Linked DNA regions of Homo sapiens: region 1 is linked to region 2. Evidence: chromatin contacts called from ENCODE Hi-C or POLR2A ChIA-PET data. All regions are on one chromosome and are shown on one strand. Each heading gives the region's core, a stretch centred on a gene start or an enhancer-like site at or near the end of the contact. The rest is flanking DNA. Distances are from core to core; before and after follow the strand shown. Region 1 overlaps TTLL11 (tubulin tyrosine ligase like 11). Region 2 overlaps DAB2IP (DAB2 interacting protein).

Evidence for each region. Hi-C counts contacts between places; a loop is a spot of excess contacts on that map. ChIA-PET counts read pairs that join two places held with the same protein, here RNA polymerase II (POLR2A). Pooled maps may share reads with other maps.
Region 1: a loop to region 2 is called in a map of ovary, with 2.3 times the contacts of the local background. The contact joins two enhancer-like sites. A Hi-C loop is called at or near these places in 1 of 168 maps with a recorded cell type or tissue (ovary) and 4 of 50 pooled maps. POLR2A ChIA-PET finds 5 or more read pairs at or near these places in 2 of 52 experiments (AG04449 and HEK293T).

The regions. Positions count from the first base shown.
Region 1 is chr9:121,900,513-121,905,989 of GRCh38, forward strand. The region is part of intron 6 of TTLL11 (tubulin tyrosine ligase like 11); the gene reads right to left. Among named protein-coding and RNA genes, the nearest start is that of TTLL11, 190 kb to the right of the region's middle. Within about 2 kb of position 2,323, at least 4 of the 41 ENCODE cell types and tissues checked have a DNase peak (open chromatin) inside an H3K27ac peak, as active enhancers do.
Region 2 is chr9:121,747,100-121,751,783 of GRCh38, forward strand. The region is part of intron 3 of DAB2IP (DAB2 interacting protein); the gene reads left to right. Among named protein-coding and RNA genes, the nearest start is that of DAB2IP, 98 kb to the left of the region's middle. RefSeq lists an enhancer at 1,413-1,936. Within about 2 kb of position 1,972, at least 20 of the 41 ENCODE cell types and tissues checked have a DNase peak (open chromatin) inside an H3K27ac peak, as active enhancers do.

The DNA.
Region 1 (5,477 bases), core at 1,073-3,572, 150 kb after region 2:
ATTGATGTCTTTCGTTTCTATTCTCATTGGAAAATTCTCAGCCTTAACGTCTTTGAATATCAACTCTCTACCTTCTTTCTATTATCTCCTTCTGGAACTCCCATTGGATGTATGACCTTCTTATTCTATCCTACATTCTTAAAATTCTTCCATTGTGTTTCCCATCTCATTATTTGTTTGTGCTAAATTCTGACTAATTTCTTCAAATGTATCTTTCAGTTGTTTATCAGGTCTCTAATTTATTTTTAAGTGAGTCTAATCTGCCATTAAACCCACTGAGTTCCTATTTTATTTTTATTTGCTTATTTATTTTTGAGATAGGGTCTCACTCTGTTGCCCAGACTGGAGTGCAGTGGTACTATCACGGCTCACTGCAGCCTCAACCTCCTGGACTCAAGTGGTCCTCCCGCCTCAGCCTCCTGAGTAGCTGAGACTACAGGTGTATAGAGATGGGGTCTCACCATGTTGCCCAGGCTGGTCTTGAACTCCTGGACTCAAGAGATCCTCCCACCTTAGCCTCCCAAAGTGCTGGGATTACAGGAGTGAGCCACCACACCCTGCCTGGTATTTCAACCTCTTTGTGGCTACTGTAAATGGGATTGTGCTCTTGATTTGACTCTCAGCCAGGATATTATTGGTGTATAGAAAATACTACTGATTTTTGTATACTGATTTAGTATCCTGAAACTTTACTAAAATTGTTTATCAGTTCTTAGTAGCCTTTTAGCAGAGTCTTTAGGGTTTTCTAGGTATAGAATCACATCATCGGTGGAGAGAAATAGTTTGACTTCTTCTTTGCCTATTTGGATGCCTTTTACTTTTTTTTCTTGCCTGATTGCTCTGGCTAAGACTACCCTTTGGATCTTCATTGGTAGGAATTCTTAGTGTTCCAGGCTTAAAGTTCATTTTGTCAGAGAAGAACTGTGTTTGCTTCTGTCATGTGTCTGGGAACACCAACAACTTAGAACAGCTTTGAACTAAATTATAAGTATTCTGTTTTTCAAGTCACACAGATAATGTGAATTCCAACTCCAAACTCTTGTGAGATTGGGCTTATGGCTCTTAAAGAAGACACTGTCTTTCCCTCCCCCGAGAACCAAGGCCAACACTGGTAAGTATCCCTATATTGCCCTGCGGGATGGGTTTTTCCTGGTTCACTCGCTGAGAATGTGATCTTTCAGTGGTCCTGGTTTTATGTGGGAGTTTCCAATCTAATTTCCCTCATTGTTGGGTCTCTAGACTTTGTTTCTTGTCTCCATGTGGCCCCAAGGTCTAGGCCACAAGGGATTGTCAGATGCTTGCACGGAAACCCCAGTTTCAACACCTGTTCACTCCCTCTGAAGCTGTGTTTCCTCATTACTTTGTGTTTTCTCATTGCTTCTGGCTTCTGATAATTTTTTTGTACTTTCCTGCCAGCACATTCCTACATTAAATTTTTTATTTTTTATTTATTTATTTTTTAGCCAGCATGTACTGGGGAGTTTCTTCAGATATCTAATCTGTAATATTGTTAGACACAGAAGATCTATTGTGTGATCACACAAAAATTACTTTCATTGCTTTTCTCTCTTTATAAAAATAATATATATCCTCTATAAAGAAAAAATAAAACCATGGGCAATCAAGATGAAAATAAAAACCATTTCTCATCCTACAGCCCAGAAGCAACCAGTGAACACTTTGGTGCCTATCCTTCCTTATCTATATAAAATAGATCCTCCGTATTTGTTATTTTGAAAGCTTTTTCCTCCACCCAAACTATGATGAACATATTTTCCTGGACTTCACTATTCTTTAAGAACATCCTTTTAAGTTACCAGAGTGCACAGGTGTGCCATGATGGAGGTGGTTTTGAATAAAAGTCTGCCTGACTCCTGAGTTCTTACTTTTTCCATTGTTCTGTGCGAGGCATTTCCCTCTAAGCATTAGCTAAACCAGAGTAGTTAGGAACCTTGGAGAAAAAGATGTTTCTCACAGACTGTTTCAATTCCCTGTGTCCCACTTTAGGCTTAGTGTGTCTTTAATTGTGTGCAGCTGGGTTTATGCTTGATCTGTTTAGCCTGGAGTTTCTACCGAGTTGTTTTTTTTTTTAAAGGTCCTTAATGGGATGTTGACGGGTTTATCTCACTCTCCTTTTTCGTGCCTGTACTGAGTTTGAGTAAGTCATCAGCAAGCCCTCCATTTATGTGTTTTTAGTGGAGTCCAGATGCTTCTTTTCTGACGCAGATGGGAGTTAAACAGCAGACCCAGGGCCACAGGAATGGTCAGTGGCCACAGGAATGGTCAGCCATGCCATTCTCTGTGGACTTCTAGTTCGTCATTGTAACACGTGTTGGGAAACTCTAGAGCCTTTTCTGCTCTGACATTCAGCAAGCATTTTCTCTCTCTCACAGAGTCACAGGTTATCAGATGGGGGATATCTGCAGGTTCTACACTATAGACTATATCATCTACCCCTGGGACTCTTATCTCAAATGAGCCCAGCTGCTTGGGGGCTTTCCTATGACTACTGTAACCACATTTCCTTATCCAGAAGTTCAGACACATTCTCTGATGGCCTCGGTCCAAAGGTAATAGTCACAATGGGCCAACTCTCAGAGGCCTGCAATGTACCTGAAACTGCACTGTATTTCACATAGATCCTCTAATCCTCATACCACGCCTGCAATGCAACAGGCTCCCTATTTTACAGACAGAAAAACTAAAGATTAAAGAGAGGAGCTTGCCCAGCATCACAACAAATAGGAGAGTCAGGATTGGAGCCCGAGTCCCACTCTTTCCATCCTGCCGTACTGCTTTTTGCTCTTGGGTTTTTTAGAACACAGAAATTCTGAGGGCATGGGAAGAACACTTAGCTAAATCTTTGGCAGTCCCCAGGGCTTGGCTGAAAAGTACCTATCATATGTATGGCAAAGCTGGATGGCACTGGTAAAAGCAGCACCTGTTTTAAACTCAAAACTGGGTTCACATCCCAACTCTGTCACTGAGATGCTGTGTGACTTGGGCAAGTTCACTTAACTCTTCAGATCTTCTGTTTTCTTATCCTTAAAATGAAGGTAATACCTCCCTTGTAAGGTTGTTGTGAAGATTAGGTGAGATTTTATATAAATATATACATGTAACGTATGAATATGAGATTACATGTATTTATTTTTATGCACATTATTTTTTATAAAATGTTTTAAACACTCATTTTACACACACAGATATCCCATAGGCGCCCAGTGGCTGGTATAAGGCAGTCACCAACCTCTCTGGTTCTGCCACGTCTATACTTCGTGAATCTGTCAGTAAAAGCAAATCGGATGGTACAATTAAAAGGATTAGGTAAATGTAAAGTATTGAAAGAAAATATTGAGGTGTATCTTTTCTTCTGTGCTTTGAATGGAGTGACATTTATCTTGTTATTTTATAGCTGGGAGTTTGCAGGGTTTTCCAGCTCAGCTCAGGGATACCAAATACAACGTGGGTTAAATATACAAGCCAACTCAGCTTCATGCCCGGGCTAAGCCTGTCCATGAAACATAAACCGCGTTAATTCCCATATTCATGACAGAGTTCTCTTGGGGGAACAGCATTTGGAGAAAATACTAACAACTAAAACTATTTCCACATTTCATAATGATCATCCAAGGGACATCTGCAACTGTGTGGCTTTGATACATTCTTTTTTTTTTTTTTTTGAGACGGAGTCTCGCTCTATCGCCAGGCTGGCATGCAGTGGCACGATCTTGGCTCACTGCAACCTCCGCCTCCCGGGTTCAAGCCATTCTCCTGCCTCAGCCTCCTGAGTAGCTAGGACTATAGGCACGCACCACCACGCCCAGCTAATTTTTGTATTTTTAGTAGAGACAGGGTTTCACCGTATTAGCCAGTATGGTGTCAATCTCTTGACCTCGTGATCTGCCCGCCTCGGCCTCCAAAAGTGCTGGGATTACAGGCGTGAGCCACCACGCCCAGCCCAATACATTCCTACATGTTTAATGTGTGGCCCATCTGGAGCCACACCAGCGGATTCAGCCCTGTTGGAGCCTTGAGCCAGTCCAGGCCCAACAATCGCCTTTGCCCTGGTGGTGTTCCTTCTGATTTAAGTCTGGAATCCTCACACATAAGAGAAACCTCAGGCTCTAGTAGCTACCGACCCCATCCTCATGGAGCCAGGTCAATTTCTTCCAACTGGGCTTCTGCCCTTGTTCCTGGTCGGTACCTTGTTTTCCACAAGGGAGACAACCTGACCAGGATCCCTGCCCGTTTGACTGGCCCCTGCCATGCCCTTGTTTCCTTTTTCTACCAAGGCAACAGGTGTTAGTCCCCACAGATAACCTTCGTGCTATCTGGGTCCAGCCGTGAATAACCTGAGCTCATGAAACCATGAGGCCACCAGCGTCTAGTTGCCAGTATTGACTCATGTATGGACGTCGATGCTCCTTTTGCCATTTTGGACCCACAGATATGGACACAAACAAATCCAAGTTTGTTTTGTCATGTTCTTTCACTTTGAAAAGCTCAGCTAACTTTCTGGATTGTTCCCCAGGCCCTCAGAACGTGCTGGCCTATGCTGTACATTGCTCACTAGTGGTGATCCAAGTTGCGGGGGTTCTCTGTAATATCACTGGTTCTAATATTGTAATATTATATCTCTCTGTAGAAGACATGAAAATGAAAAATATAGAACTATATAGGCAAGAGAACAAAACTCTCATATGTAATCTCACTATCCAGAAATTATCACTTTTAGTATTTTGATAAATCCCTTTCCACTCCTCTTGGATGCACATAATATTTTCACATAGCTGAAGTCACACTATACATACAATTTTAAAACCTGATTTTACATTTAACTTTTTTTTTTTTTTTGAGACAGAGTCTTGCTTCGTCACCCAGGCTGGAGTGAGATGGCACGAACTCGGCTCACTGCAACCTCCATCTCCAGGGTTCAAGCTATTCTCATGCCTCAGCCTCCTGAGTAGCTGGGATTACAGGCACACATCATCAAGCCTGGCTAATTTTTTGTATTTTTAGTAGAGACGAGGTTTCACCATGTTGCCCAGGCTGGCCTTGAACTCCTGAGCTCAGACAATCTGCCTGTCTCAGCCTCCCAAAGTGCTAGGATTACAGGCATGAGCCACTGCACCCAGCCATTTAACATTTTATTATAAGCATTTTTGCCATATCACCAAGTTTACCTATAGACATCATCTTTAATGACAGAATGACAATCCCTCAAGCTAACCCATATTTACATTGTTTCTAATTTGTCACTGCTTGGATGAACCTATTTGTGCAAAAAAATCTTTCTCATAATTTTGGATTATGTCTTTGGTGCAAATTCCTAGAAGTGAAATTTCTAAGTCAACAAGTGTGAACATTTTAAGGCCCTTGATATACAATCTGGCTTTAGTCTATGACTTTGTGAGTTGTTAAAGAATAAATTCATAGTCACCAATTCAAAGATTTTTCATCTATAATCTTTTGTT
Region 2 (4,684 bases), core at 722-3,221:
GGGGTTGGAGCCCCAGGTGCTGTGCAGGGAGGTTGGGCTCTTTTCCTGGGGCTGGGGGTAGGGGGACTGTCACTCTCCCTAAACTTTCTGAGCAGCCAGGCTAAGCCTGATAGTTTTTCCTACAGGCCAGGGAGGGCTGCAGGGTTGTCCCTGCTCAGAAGCAAGAGGGGCAGGGGCAGCTAGCCCACAGCTCACTTCTGATTTGCCCACCACTCACCCTCGTCAATGAGTGTTCCTTAGATGCTTTTTTTTTTTTTTTTTCCCCTGAGACAGAGTCTCGCTCTGTCGCCCAGGCTGGAGTGCAGTGGCACTATCTTGGCTCACTGCAAGCTCCACCTCTCAGGTTCACACCATTCTCCTGCCTCAGCCTCCCGAGTAGCTGGGACTACAGGCGCCCGCCATCACGCCCAGCTAATTTTTTGTATTTTTGGTAGAGATGGGGTTTCACCGTGTTAGCCAGGATGGTCTCGATCTCCTGACCTCATGATCCACCTGCCTCGGCCTCCCAAAGTGCTGGGATTACAGGCGTGAGCCACCGCGCCCGGCCTAGATGCTCTTCTTTTAAAATTCAGGGCACTTCGCTGTTCTGCTGAGGTTTATGAATGTTTAAAAACTGCTTTGCGGTCCCCAAAGTAATTTGACAAGTCTGACAGCTATTGATTAAAAACCCGAAATTATTCAGGCTGCAGGATGACTTGGGGGATTAGATGGAAAGTTTTTTGTTTCTTCTCTCTCTCTCTGCACCCCTCCTCCCCCGCAAAAAAAAAAAAAAGAAAGAAAGAAATAAGATGTGGAAAGGTAAATGTGTTCCTGAATGTTTTTTGAAAACTCCATTAGGCTTGCACAGTTTATACGGGGAGAGGATGTTGAAGGCTGCCTCTCATTCAGGAGCCAGTACCAGCGCCCTCTCGAATCCCTGGTCTCTCCGGAGCTTTGGCCCAAGTCACCCCAGGCAGCAGTGAGATGTTGCTATTACATTATTACAGGTGATGGTAGTGGTGTTGGTAGCAGTTATGATAGTTTATGGTCCCTTATGTTCTAGGGAGTTGACGTAGGGTTTTTGTGGCTTTCTCTGAAGTAGCTCAGCGTGTGAGGAAATGGCACCTAGAAGGGGGAGGAAACTCGTTCAGGGTCTGTGATAGACCTTAGATACAGCTGGGATAGAGACCAAAGACTCCTTCAGGGAGAGGAACGGGCCGTTGCTGGGGTGCTGGGCTGATTGGATGCCTGGCCTCCAGGCCTGACTCACTGTGAGGTAGGTGCCAAGAGTGTCCCACAGAGGGTGACCAGGCCGTTAGAACCCCAGCTTTCACTTCTGGACCATGTGACCTAGCCAAGCCACTCCCTGTCTCTAAGCCTCAGTTTCCTCTTTAGAGAACGTCCTAAAGCTTCCATTGAGCCTTTTGGATTAACTGGCTCATGTATTGCCCCATGAGCCAGGGCTTGTGGGACCTGAGCTTGAATACCCACTCTCCCTTTCTTCTGGGGCAGTGCTGCCTTTTGTGCAGAGTTGTTGGGAGAAGGCCATGAGATGATGTTTGTACTTTGGTGAGAACACCTGCAACTGGCACATGGTAGGTGCTTAGTAAGTGGCTGTTAGGTCCAGGCTGCCACAGTGTCATTCATTTAGTCAGCCTATATTGGGCACCACGGGACACCAGGCCTCACAGCAAGCATGAGCTGTCCCATCCTCCTGTTTTGGTTGCAGGGTGTGGACCCTCCTCTGCCAGCTCAGCCCTGTGATGTGGGGGGAAGCACAGGCTCCCAGGGGTGAGGGCAGAAGGCCACGTGTCTCCCTGTCTCACAGCCCAGGGCGTTCTGTGTGTATGGGGGCGTCACAACTGGGTCTTGGTGACTGCTAGGACCTACCCCTTACCTTGGCCTGAGGGAACCCTGGGTTGAGAGGGACCACGCCTCTGGGCCCTGTCATCCCTGGAAGACTTCCCAGGCAGGGCAGCCAACCTTTCTGCCTTTTTAGGACAGGCTCTGTCTCCCCAGGGCCCTGGGAGCCACCAGGCGGCTGCATTCCTCTCCTCTCCCCTGGGATCCCAGCTGGGCCAGGAGTGAGCACTGGCCTTCTGAGCAGCCGGTTCCCAGGCCAGCGGGGCAAGGCTGGGCTTGGGGAGAGAGCTCTGCTGGACATACTAGGCAGGGCGCTGCCCTGTTTATGTCCTGCCGTTTGATTCCCAGCAGGTCAGTGCATTCATTGTGACCATGTCCAGACTCTCTTTTTTTCCAGTGTGGGCAGACGCTTCTAGCACAGCCTCTGGACCTGCCTGGCTATGACAGGCAGAAGCATGATTGGCATGTTCTGACCTGATGAGGCCTAGAGAGTCTGCTGAAGTCCTGACTGCAGAACCATCAGGTCCTGCCAGCCTTTGGGTGGGCACCAACTCTGTGGAGACAAACCTTGTCCAGGATTTCTCTTCCTTCCAGACCTGGTTGGGGTAGTGGACAGTGGCTTGGGACCACACAGGCTGGTGGGCTGGAGACTGGGGCTGGAGATGGCTGTGCTTGGGAGTCCCAGGCAGAGGGGCTAAAGGGGCCTCCTCACGGGGGTCTACTGCCCACTGCTAGGCACACCTTCTTCTCCTTTCATTTCGCCTCAGGAAATGAAGGGCTTTTTAAAGAAATTTGAGGCATCCCAGAGCATTTGGGCAGATATGATTGATCCCCATTTTGCAGATGGGGAAAACTGAGGCATGGAGAACGTAAAGCGTTTGAGTCGTCACGGGACAGGAACAGGAAACAGCCTGGGAAGTCCATATCTTGTCACTCCAAATTGTCAAAAGTGTGACCTATCCCAGAAATGTCAGCCTTGATAGCAGCGTGTGCATCGTTCACCAGTGTTGTTCATAGCTGTGTCTCCAGCTCCTGACATCGTGGCTGGCAATGAGGTGGGCGAATGGAACAGACCAAAGAGGCATGAACAGTTATGAGCAATGGATGGGAGTCACTGACACCCCTGCCCTCCTGAGCCTCCCGCCTGCATGGTCTCATTTGATCCTTAGAGCAACCCATGAGGAAGGTGTGTCGTTATCCTCACTACGGATGGGGAAACTGAGTCCTAGAGAGTCGAATGACTTAAAGTATCCAAGGTTGTATATTTCATAAGGAATAGAGACTCGGTTTGCTCTGCAGCCAGGCACCCTTGACACTAGGCCCTCTGTCCTCCTGCCCGCTCGCAGCTGCAGGTGCATTTCTGTAGCATTCACTTGTGTGCGCGCGCGCGTGTGTGTGTGTGTTTAATCCCAGGGCCCACTGCACTGCCTGCCTTTGTGTACTGCCCAGCCCATTACCCTGGCAGCCCTAGCCATGCAGCATGTCTTAAAGGGGCCCCCCGGCTCCTGCTTGCACACTTTCAGAGACAGGGAGCCCACTCTCTCTAAAACCAGACGAGCCTGGCCCATTCAAGGACAGCTGTGACTGAGCTGGAAGTGGCCTCTCCTGGTCCCAGCCTTGCCCTTTGGGGCCACACAGGGCAGCTCCCTCTGAGCTTTCGAGATTTGGAGGGTGACCCTGAGCCCCTTATTTTCCGACCAAACAATCCCACTCTCAATTCCCCCCACCCAATAGTTGGGAACACCCTTGCTGTGTCAAGTAGGGATTTTTAATTACTGTAAGTTTCGGTTTGGGGTCCTTTCCCTCCTTGGAATAATGAGTTTGCTGAGCTTTTGTGTCACCGACCTTTTAAGAGAAAAAAGGATCAGAGTTGAAAAACAGCTTGTGGGTTGGCTGGAACGCTATCAGATAAGGCTAGGCCCCAGGAGCCAGGACAGTGTCCCCATTGTTCTGCCACCAGCCCTCACAATGAGCTGCTGTTGGGCCCTGGCGCTGTCTCTCATAGCAGCTCCCCGTGCCTTGTGCCCACGTTTCCTGGGCCCTGGGCAGGGGCTGCCCCATCCCTGTATCCCCCGGTCCTTCCTTCCCCACCTGGAGTGAGTGGGTCACAGCTAGTGGGTTAGCTGGCTGTGGACCTTTCCCTGCTGCCCGGCTGCTGTGGACCTTTCCCCCTGCCCGGCTGCTGTGGACCTTTCCCTGCTGCCCGGCTGCTGTGGACCTTTCCCCCTGCCCGGCTGCTATGGACCTTTCCCTGCTGCCCAGCTGCTGTGGGCCACCCCTGGACGATGGAAAGGCCAAGCCAAGGCTGGTGCAGTTAGTCTTGAACTCCGCTGAACTGGGTTCACATCTGACTCGGCCACTTGCTATGCATGTGATCTTGGGCAGGTCACCTCAACTTTCTGGGTGCACCTTTTTAGTCCTGACAGGATTGTCACGAGAATTAAGTGGAACAGGTGGGAGATTGTGGCCCTGAGCCGGGCTTAGGTAGCGTAGTGTGAGCTGTCTGTCTGGAGAGACCAGGGACCACTTTGTGGTGGTGACATTGGGCTGGCCCTTGAAAACTGAGGAAGGACTTTGTTTGGCAAAGAAGTGGAGGGAGAGGCAGAATGGACAGGCTCAGGAGACTGCTTGGACATGGACCCCTGGAGGATAAGAGTTTGCAGCTTTGTCAGGAAGTAGCTGGGGAGGAGAGTCCAGGTCACTTGTGCGAGGGGCCTTTCAGGAGGGCTCGGACACCAGCTTGAGGCATCTGGGACTTGATTATCTTACAGGCCATGAGGCGAGAGAGGAGGGACAGGAGTGAGGCCATGCCAGGCGGAGTGGCTTGTTCAGTGGAGGGTGC